3 separate regions of the Homo sapiens genome follow, and all the other regions are linked to region 1. A link is an interaction called in ENCODE POLR2A ChIA-PET data of the cell type or tissue named here. Cell type or tissue: OCI-LY7. All regions are shown on one strand. Region 1 has its middle 37 kb from the start of WIPF1. Region 2 overlaps GPR155 (G protein-coupled receptor 155). Region 3 has its middle 15 kb from the start of GPR155-DT.

Region 1 (2,500 bases):
CCAGAATGTGAGACTTCTAAATACATTCAAATTGAGTCATCATCATTTTTCATCTATGTAGTATTTTGTTTTTCCAAAGTTCTTACAATTTCTGACTCCAAGATGGCAAAATTGTACCATTATTCCTATGTTAAAGTTAATGCCATGTCTACTATAGCTTGGACAGCCATTTTGACTCAACTGTCTAATCTAAATGTCATTTCAATCAGAAAACCAGCCATCAACTGTCAAAATGGTAAAAACAGTTATGTGTGTTTTCAAAGCCAGAAGTGCAATCATGTGGTGAGACTTCAGGGTTTTACTGTTGTCCACAGTTCTGAGTCCCAGGACTGGTTTCCTTACTCGGTATTCTCCCATGGAAAACTTCATCGGGGAATTATAGGGTAATATTTTCAAGACTTGGAATATGTCTACAGTTACCTTTCTAAAAAACAAACAAAAAAATCCATTTAAAAGCATTTTTTTAAAAATAATCATGCCAGGGTAGCCAAATAGAAGCAACTTTGGGGTTTTTGCAGAGTCAAGTCTTATAAATTGTGGAATATTCCCCTTGGTCCAGGAGATCATTTGACTCCCACACACCACCACTTCCTATATCCACAAATTCCAGTATGTTTGGACCCTCCTGATGGCTGAGAGAATCACAAAAAAAAAAAAAAAAAAAAAAAAACAAACAGAAGGCACCAGTGAGTAGAACAAGAAAGCTAGATATGGTGCCCTTGGGCTTGTTGCTTAGTCCCTGCTCCAGCTCTCCTCCAGCCTCTCTAGCTGTACAGGGCAGAGAGGGTCACAGCCGGCACTCTTCTGGTGCTCTTGTCAGGCCACCATCAGAGCCCCCATGGCCAGGACTCACACGCTGCCAGGAACCCAGCACCATCCTGGAGGAAGATGATGCCCAGCCCTTTCAAGGGAAACCAAAATGCTGGCATATTTTGGAGGTCAGCAGGAGGGAAATGTCTCCCAGTTATTTAGCCCTGGAAGGCTGAGAATACAGTGGTTTTGTTTTCCGAACCAACAATTGGGGCACACTGTCTGACAGCATGACCACATGTGAACTTGAGAGAGTCCCAGGAAATTCAGGGTGTGTAGCCATGGTTGCTGCAGGATCCAGAAATATGAACCAAGGCCTGAGTGTGTTCCCTTGATGTTGGTGCCCTCCAGAGAGGAGTGTGGGGACATCCTGGGTGCAGCACTGTCGAGGGCCCTTCCTCAGCTGCCCTGAGGGTGGCAGTCCCAGGGGCTGTCCTAATGACAGCAGAGCACCCAAGCCCCAGGCTCCTCTGTGAGCGCTCTGCCCCTTCTCAGCTGCTGAACTCCAGTCTCAAGATAGGTGACCCTGGGGCTCAAGACTGTCTCTCCCTTCCCCCTTCAGGTTCCTTTGGAGTCAGGAGTGCCTGGAGTCCAGGCATGACTTCCCCCTGGCTTATCTCCTCTTTACCTGTGTCCTGGGAACACCTGAAAGAAGCTGGGGGAGACAATCATTTCTGCAGACACAGGGTTACCCCCATGTGAAGCAAGCAGCAAATTGATCTTATCACATGCCTCTGACCGGTTAGGGAGGCGAGTCAAAGAAGGTGCAGTGAGGAAGTATAATGTCACATGCAACATTTACAGGAAACTGGCTAGAAGACAGCAGGGGAACTCGAGAAGTTGGTTGTTTTCAGCAGATTAAAACAATACAGGTTAGTGCTTTTTGCCCCCTGGAAAACTTTTCGTAGCCACTCTAAAATACCTAATTCTCTTTCCTTGAACTGTCTTTAACGATTTCTTTAATGTGAAGAACTTGCTTTTTGGCTTTGAATGTAAGAGCCAGCGCACAGCTGTTAACTGCACGTTGTTAGAGGAACAAACGCTGAGCCATTATGGTGAAAATGAAATTCTCAGAATCTCTTGCTTCCCTGTTTAGAACTTCTCTGCTTCTGAAAGAACAAAACTTCGGATGTTCTTTAAATAACTTATTTCGTGGAATTCAGCTAGGCCTCTTGTCATTTTTACCTGTTAATGTAAATGTGAAACGGGACAGATCAGCCTGTGTTTGCAGACATCTGTGGGGCATTCAAAGGGTGTTAGAAAATACAGAAATACTGTGCATAAAAACGTGCTTGCGAGGTTATATGCAAAAGTTTGTTGTTTTGTGGGGTTTTCATCTCATAAAACTCATCTTTTGGCTTGTATTTCATGTTAAAATAGTATGTCATTATAAATTCTTAAGTTTCCTTTTTTTATTTTTTCTACTGTCCTCCTTCCCCCTTTTCTTTCCTTCCTTCTTTTACTAACACAAAACAGGAGTAGAGAAGCAGCAGTAGGGACAGCTTGAATATGAGACGAGGAAATCCTTTTCCCGGCACCAGAGTTTAAGGAGCAGGCACAGCCCAGAGCAAAGCCCAGCAGGCCGTGAAGAGGCCGTGAGGTGTGACGGTTGCCAGAGCTTTATGTCTTCAGCCTTGTGCTTCCTAGAGAAGAGTCTGCAAAAGAGCCAGAAAGACGGCTAGAGGGTTGG
Region 2 (2,500 bases), 170 kb after region 1:
CTGTCTCTACTAAAAATACAAACATTAGCTGGGTGTGGTGGTAGTTGCCTGTAATCCCAGCTACTTGGGTGGCTGAGGCACAAGATTTGTTTGAACCCAGGAGGCAGAGGTTGCAGTGAGTTAAGATTGCACCACTGTACTCCAGCCTGGGTGACAGAGCAAGCAGCATTGTTTTTTATGAGAATTTGATGCCTATAAGCTATCTCATTATAAGAAATAGGCATCATGTAACATAATGTAACAACAGTCATTTAATCTGGGGTCTTTAGTCAGCCCTGACTTTTTTTAATCAGTTTTTTTAGTTTTAACTATTTTATTTCTGTACTTAGACAGAAACCTAAAAATTATTTACAGAAAGGTAACTTTGAAATTTTGAAGAAAAAAATGCCTATTTTATCATTGATAATTTCAAGCACCAGATGCAAAATACTGCATAATAACTGCAGCAGATAGCTAAAATCAATTGACACCAAATTATTAACAGTGTCTAAATGTATTGTAAATGGTATCTACAGCATCAGAGTAAATGATTTTTAAATATAATACAAAGGAACTAAGTTGTTTAATGGAGGTCAATTCTGTTATTTAATCTGTAAAATAAATATTTGCATGGTAATTTTCTTTTTTTGAATTCCTTTTCTTTTTTGCCACATAGTTTGTGAAACAGGTTTATTTATATCATTGCTACAGTTTATTTTCTAGAACTTAGAGGATAACTAACCATCAACAGTAAATTTCTAGTATTTATTATGCGTAAATATAAATTAAGCATAGATTAGAAGAGGAACCAAGGTAACTCAATTGTATTTTGTATTAAGGATTCTCAGAAAGGGGAAGTATGGTATTGGATAACATGCTGGATTTTATAATGTCTTTACTGTGTCTCATTTTTATTTTAGAATGCTTTAGTGTGCCGTGGTTATTTAAAGTTTAAAATACTGTTTAATTGAGATTGTAACTCCTCTGTTTGATTTCATTTTTGCAGATAACCTCAGGGATGGTGATAAGCACATTTGTGTCTGCTCCCATCATGTACGTTTCTGCCTGGTTACTGACCTTTCCCACTATGGACCCTAAGCCATTGGCATATGCCATCCAGAATGTTAGTTTTGATATAAGTATTGTCAGCCTGATCTCCTTGGTAAGTACGTTGCATCCCAAAATGAATGGAAACCACAGAATGAGTTTTGAGAATAGACTGTTAACAGAAGGGATTTAAAAATCTAGTTTCTTATGAAATAAAGAAAGCTAAAGCCTGCCCATAAAATATAATGTCAGCCTTCTGATTAACTGAGTTTTGTTTTTCTATTTGGGAGTTAGAGTTCTATAGCAGACAAGACATGAGATTTAGTCACACCTGGATTTTATTCCTGGCCCTCTCACAAACTAGCTGTATGCCTCTGTGGAGTTACCTTAACCTCTCTAAATTTCTGTTTTCCAGCATAAAATAATGACAATAATTTCACATATTTCCATGGGTTTTTTAAGGGGTTACATGAAATAATATATGTGAAAAGCATTCTGCAAATGATGAATCACTATAGAATTCCTAGCTGTTCTAGAATCATGGGGTCAGAAGGTATCTTTGAGTTCAAGTCCAACCGCCTATTTAATGTTAATGAAACTTTTGGTTACTTCTCAAACTGAATATATCTAACTAAAATTAAATAATTAAGTATATGACAGCTAGAGTATCTTACAGATCAAATGGCCTATTGAATTCATGTTAGTAAAACTACAGATATTCTGGCTGAAAAAAAAGACAATGTGTACAGTTAATGGAGGTGGGGGTGAATATGTATATTGGTAACAGATAAATGTGTGATTAATTTTAAAGAAATTCCACCTCTGTCACATGTTCTTAAAATCTACTACACCCATTCATAACAGGGCAGTTTGGGGAAAGAGACCATATACATTTCAGTTGGCAATGAGGAAAGAAGGAAGTCGCCAGGATACTTACCTGGCCAATACGTAGGTAGAATGGAAACCCAATCCTTTAAAATATGAGGAATGTGATCTGGCACCGTGGCTCATGCCTGTAATCCCAACACTTTGGGAGGCAGAGGCAGGCAGATCACTTGAGGCCAGGAGTTCGAGACCAGCCTGGCCAACATGGAGAATCCCCATCTCTACTAAAAATATAAAATTAGTCAGGCATGGTGGTATGCATCTGTAATCCCAGCTACCTGGGTGGCTGGAGGCACAAGAGTCACTTGAGTCTGGGAGGCAGAGGTTTCAGTGAGCCGAGATCGCACCACTGCACTTCAGTGAGACTCTGTCTCACACACACACAAAGAATAAAAAATGAAGAATGTAAGATGATTAATCTTAAAGGTGTGTGGTATGTGTTGTTTGAAGTAAAACAGCCTGGCATTTAGATACCCCATGAGACAATATGTTGGAAATAGAAAAGGAAAAAAACTTAGAATAGTGCATTATTATAACTATCTCCCACTAAAGCTCCTTCCCTGAATAGTTGTCTGTGACCCTGTGTCCC
Region 3 (2,500 bases), 130 kb after region 1:
GCAGTGAGCCAAGATTAGGTCACTGCACTCCAGCCTGGGCAACAGAGTAAGACTGTCTCAAAAATAATAACAATAAAAATAAAGTCTTTTTATTATCACTCTGGTTAAGTGAATAACTATTATTTTATAATGACCCGTGATTCTGTTTCAATAAAATGTTTTGAGTCTTTTAACATTTTTTGACAAACAGTCTCAAAAATCAAATCCTAACTTAAGCCTCTGACTTAGATTTATTGCTGGGACCTTATCAGAACTATAAAAATCACCCCAAGGTTATAGAATCTTTCTATAGCTTCCAATTAAGATAAACTTTAGTATCATCACCTCCAGCCTGATGATTAGACATCAGTTGAGAGATTCCCTCCATTCCCATTAAATAGGGTCTTTATCAAATATGTTAACTAGCTCTTGTGCTGTTAAGTTGAAGGGGTGTGACTCCTAGGTACTCCTATGTCATCTCAAAGGAACACTTGACTCCTAGTAAATCTTAAATGTCAATACTGTTATCTGGCAGCAAACTTAATTTAACCAAAACCTCATCCTCAGACCTGAGAGATGGTAACAGCCAAAAGAAACCACTTTCATGTTACACTTGTTAAAACAAGTTTAGCCTAAAGCTGCCTCCTTACATATTTTAAGTTTGGCCTAAAGGTTTCTCTGTATATTGTGAACAAACAGAGGTATAAACAGACTGTAGCCTATACTTGTGCCAATCACCGAGTTTTGGGCAATCAGATGTAACCAACTGTTCAACTGTTCAAATAAGGCCAACTGTTCAAATAAGGCAAATGCCAACCTGTAACCAATCCAGCTTTTTCTCTACCTCACTTGTATTTTCTGTGCATCACCTTACTTTTTCTGTCCATAAATCTTCTTCCACCACGTGGCTGTGCTGCAGTCTCAGAGCCTATCTCATGAGGTTGCCTGATTCGTGAATCATTCATTGCTCAATTAAACTCTTAAATTTAATTCAGCTAAAAAATTTTTTTAAATCACACTGGACAAGACCTATATTCAAAAGCATAAATACTGATTTAATAATTTTTCCTCGGCTGGGTGCGATGGCTCACGCCTGTAATCCCAACACTTTGGGAGGCCAAGGCGGGCGGATCATGAGGTCAGAAGATCAAGACCATCCCGGCCAACATGTGAAATCCCGTCTCTACTAAAAATACAAAAATTAACCAGGTGTGGTGGCACACGCCTGTAATCCCAGCTACTCAGGTGGCTGAGACAGGAGAATCACTTGAATCCAGGAGGCAGAGATTGCAGTGAGCTGAGATTGCGCCACTGCACTCCAGCCTGGCAACAGTCCTCTATCCAAATTAAAATCATTGTTCTGTGCCTTAATATTAGATAATTTAAATGTTTACTTGTTGTTTGTCAGTTTCCCTTTCCTGTCATTGTCAGAGCCAGGCAGGGCTTATGTCCTTTTGTTTTGTTTTCCACAGTAGAAAAAACAGACAAACAAAAACCGCTTTTTCTTTTCTTTTCTTTTCTTTACCATTTTAGTTTTTATTAATAAAATAGAAACCTAAACTCAGACAACTGCTTTGTTCTTGCATATAATCTGACCATAAATTGGAGTAGCAATTCTTTATAAAAGGACTTAGGTGAGACCTGTCAATATATCAGTTCCATCAAAAACTCTAGGCTGGAATACCTTAAAAAGAGCAAATTAAATATGAGAAAGCACAGAAATCTCTCCCTCAAACAAGAGGGGCTTCCTTTAATAGTCTTTAATATAGCTCATTTGCAATCATATGAAAATCCATCAAGATCAATTATGATGCACAATCCCTAAAGGATAAAACTGAGGAAACTCATGGATAATTTTCACAGCTTCATTGTAAAGTCCAAGATCAAAAGGATGGTTACCTCTTTAAACTGGACATAAGTTTACACATGATGGTGGCCTTAGCGGTTACTCTTCCAACCACTTCCATAATTCCAGAGATTTCTTCATCAAGGGGTTCCATCAGTTTGATGGTTCCATTTTTTCCTTCTCCATCTAAAAGAACAAACATTTTTCCAGTGGGATGAATCTTTTCCAGCCTCCCTACGAAGCAGACAGGCTTATCGATGAACTGAGCTAGCGTGCCAGCGTTGATGCGCAACCTGGGCAACTCCATCATGTCCACCATGATTATGGTCCAACACTGCAGTGGATGGGAAAACCACGAAAAACCCCTTTTTCTTTTTGAGCTATTTATAGCTTACAAAATTGGGTAAAGCAACAAATACTACCTTTCTCTCTGTACCTGAAAGCTCCAAAATTTAAAACTTATTTAGAATCCCACTGGGCTGAATCTACTTTCATTGCTAATGTCCCACTGCTAAAACTTACCTCTAGGGGAAATATAAGCACCTTCCCTCTAGGCAGGGATTACTGCGGAAGCAGTGGGCATGTGGGATTGTAAGTATGGATTATGAGGGACAGAATTAGTTCAGAACCTCCACATCAAGGGTGGGTATGCAGATGCCTAAACAGCTGACAAAA

Evidence for each region. Peaks named below come from ENCODE experiments on the same cell type or tissue, not always from the same donor. Only the 100,000 strongest peaks of a DNase experiment are listed, where the experiment ranks them.
Region 2: POLR2A ChIA-PET joins it to region 1 with 11 read pairs; 3 of 35 experiments call an interaction of 5 or more read pairs at or near these places.
Region 3: POLR2A ChIA-PET joins it to region 1 with 12 read pairs; 3 of 35 experiments call an interaction of 5 or more read pairs at or near these places.

The regions. Positions count from the first base shown.
Region 1 is chr2:174,633,700-174,636,199 of GRCh38, reverse strand. It overlaps a transcript of WIPF1 not described here. Among named protein-coding and RNA genes, the nearest start is that of WIPF1, 37 kb to the right of the region's middle. RefSeq lists enhancers at 1,312-1,401, 1,412-1,461. In OCI-LY7, a CTCF peak has its summit at 1,197; DNase peaks (open chromatin) are centred at 1,239, 1,569 and 2,409; H3K4me3 peaks cover 1,508 bases; H3K27ac peaks cover 1,752 bases.
Region 2 is chr2:174,467,553-174,470,052 of GRCh38, reverse strand. GPR155 (G protein-coupled receptor 155) reads left to right here. Exons shown (of 16, transcript NM_152529.7): 5 at 986-1,141. Among named protein-coding and RNA genes, the nearest start is that of GPR155, 18 kb to the left of the region's middle. In OCI-LY7, no CTCF peak of the experiment used is centred here; no DNase peak of the experiment used is centred here.
Region 3 is chr2:174,501,596-174,504,095 of GRCh38, reverse strand. It overlaps the pseudogene RPA3P1. Among named protein-coding and RNA genes, the nearest start is that of GPR155-DT, 15 kb to the right of the region's middle. In OCI-LY7, no CTCF peak of the experiment used is centred here; no DNase peak of the experiment used is centred here.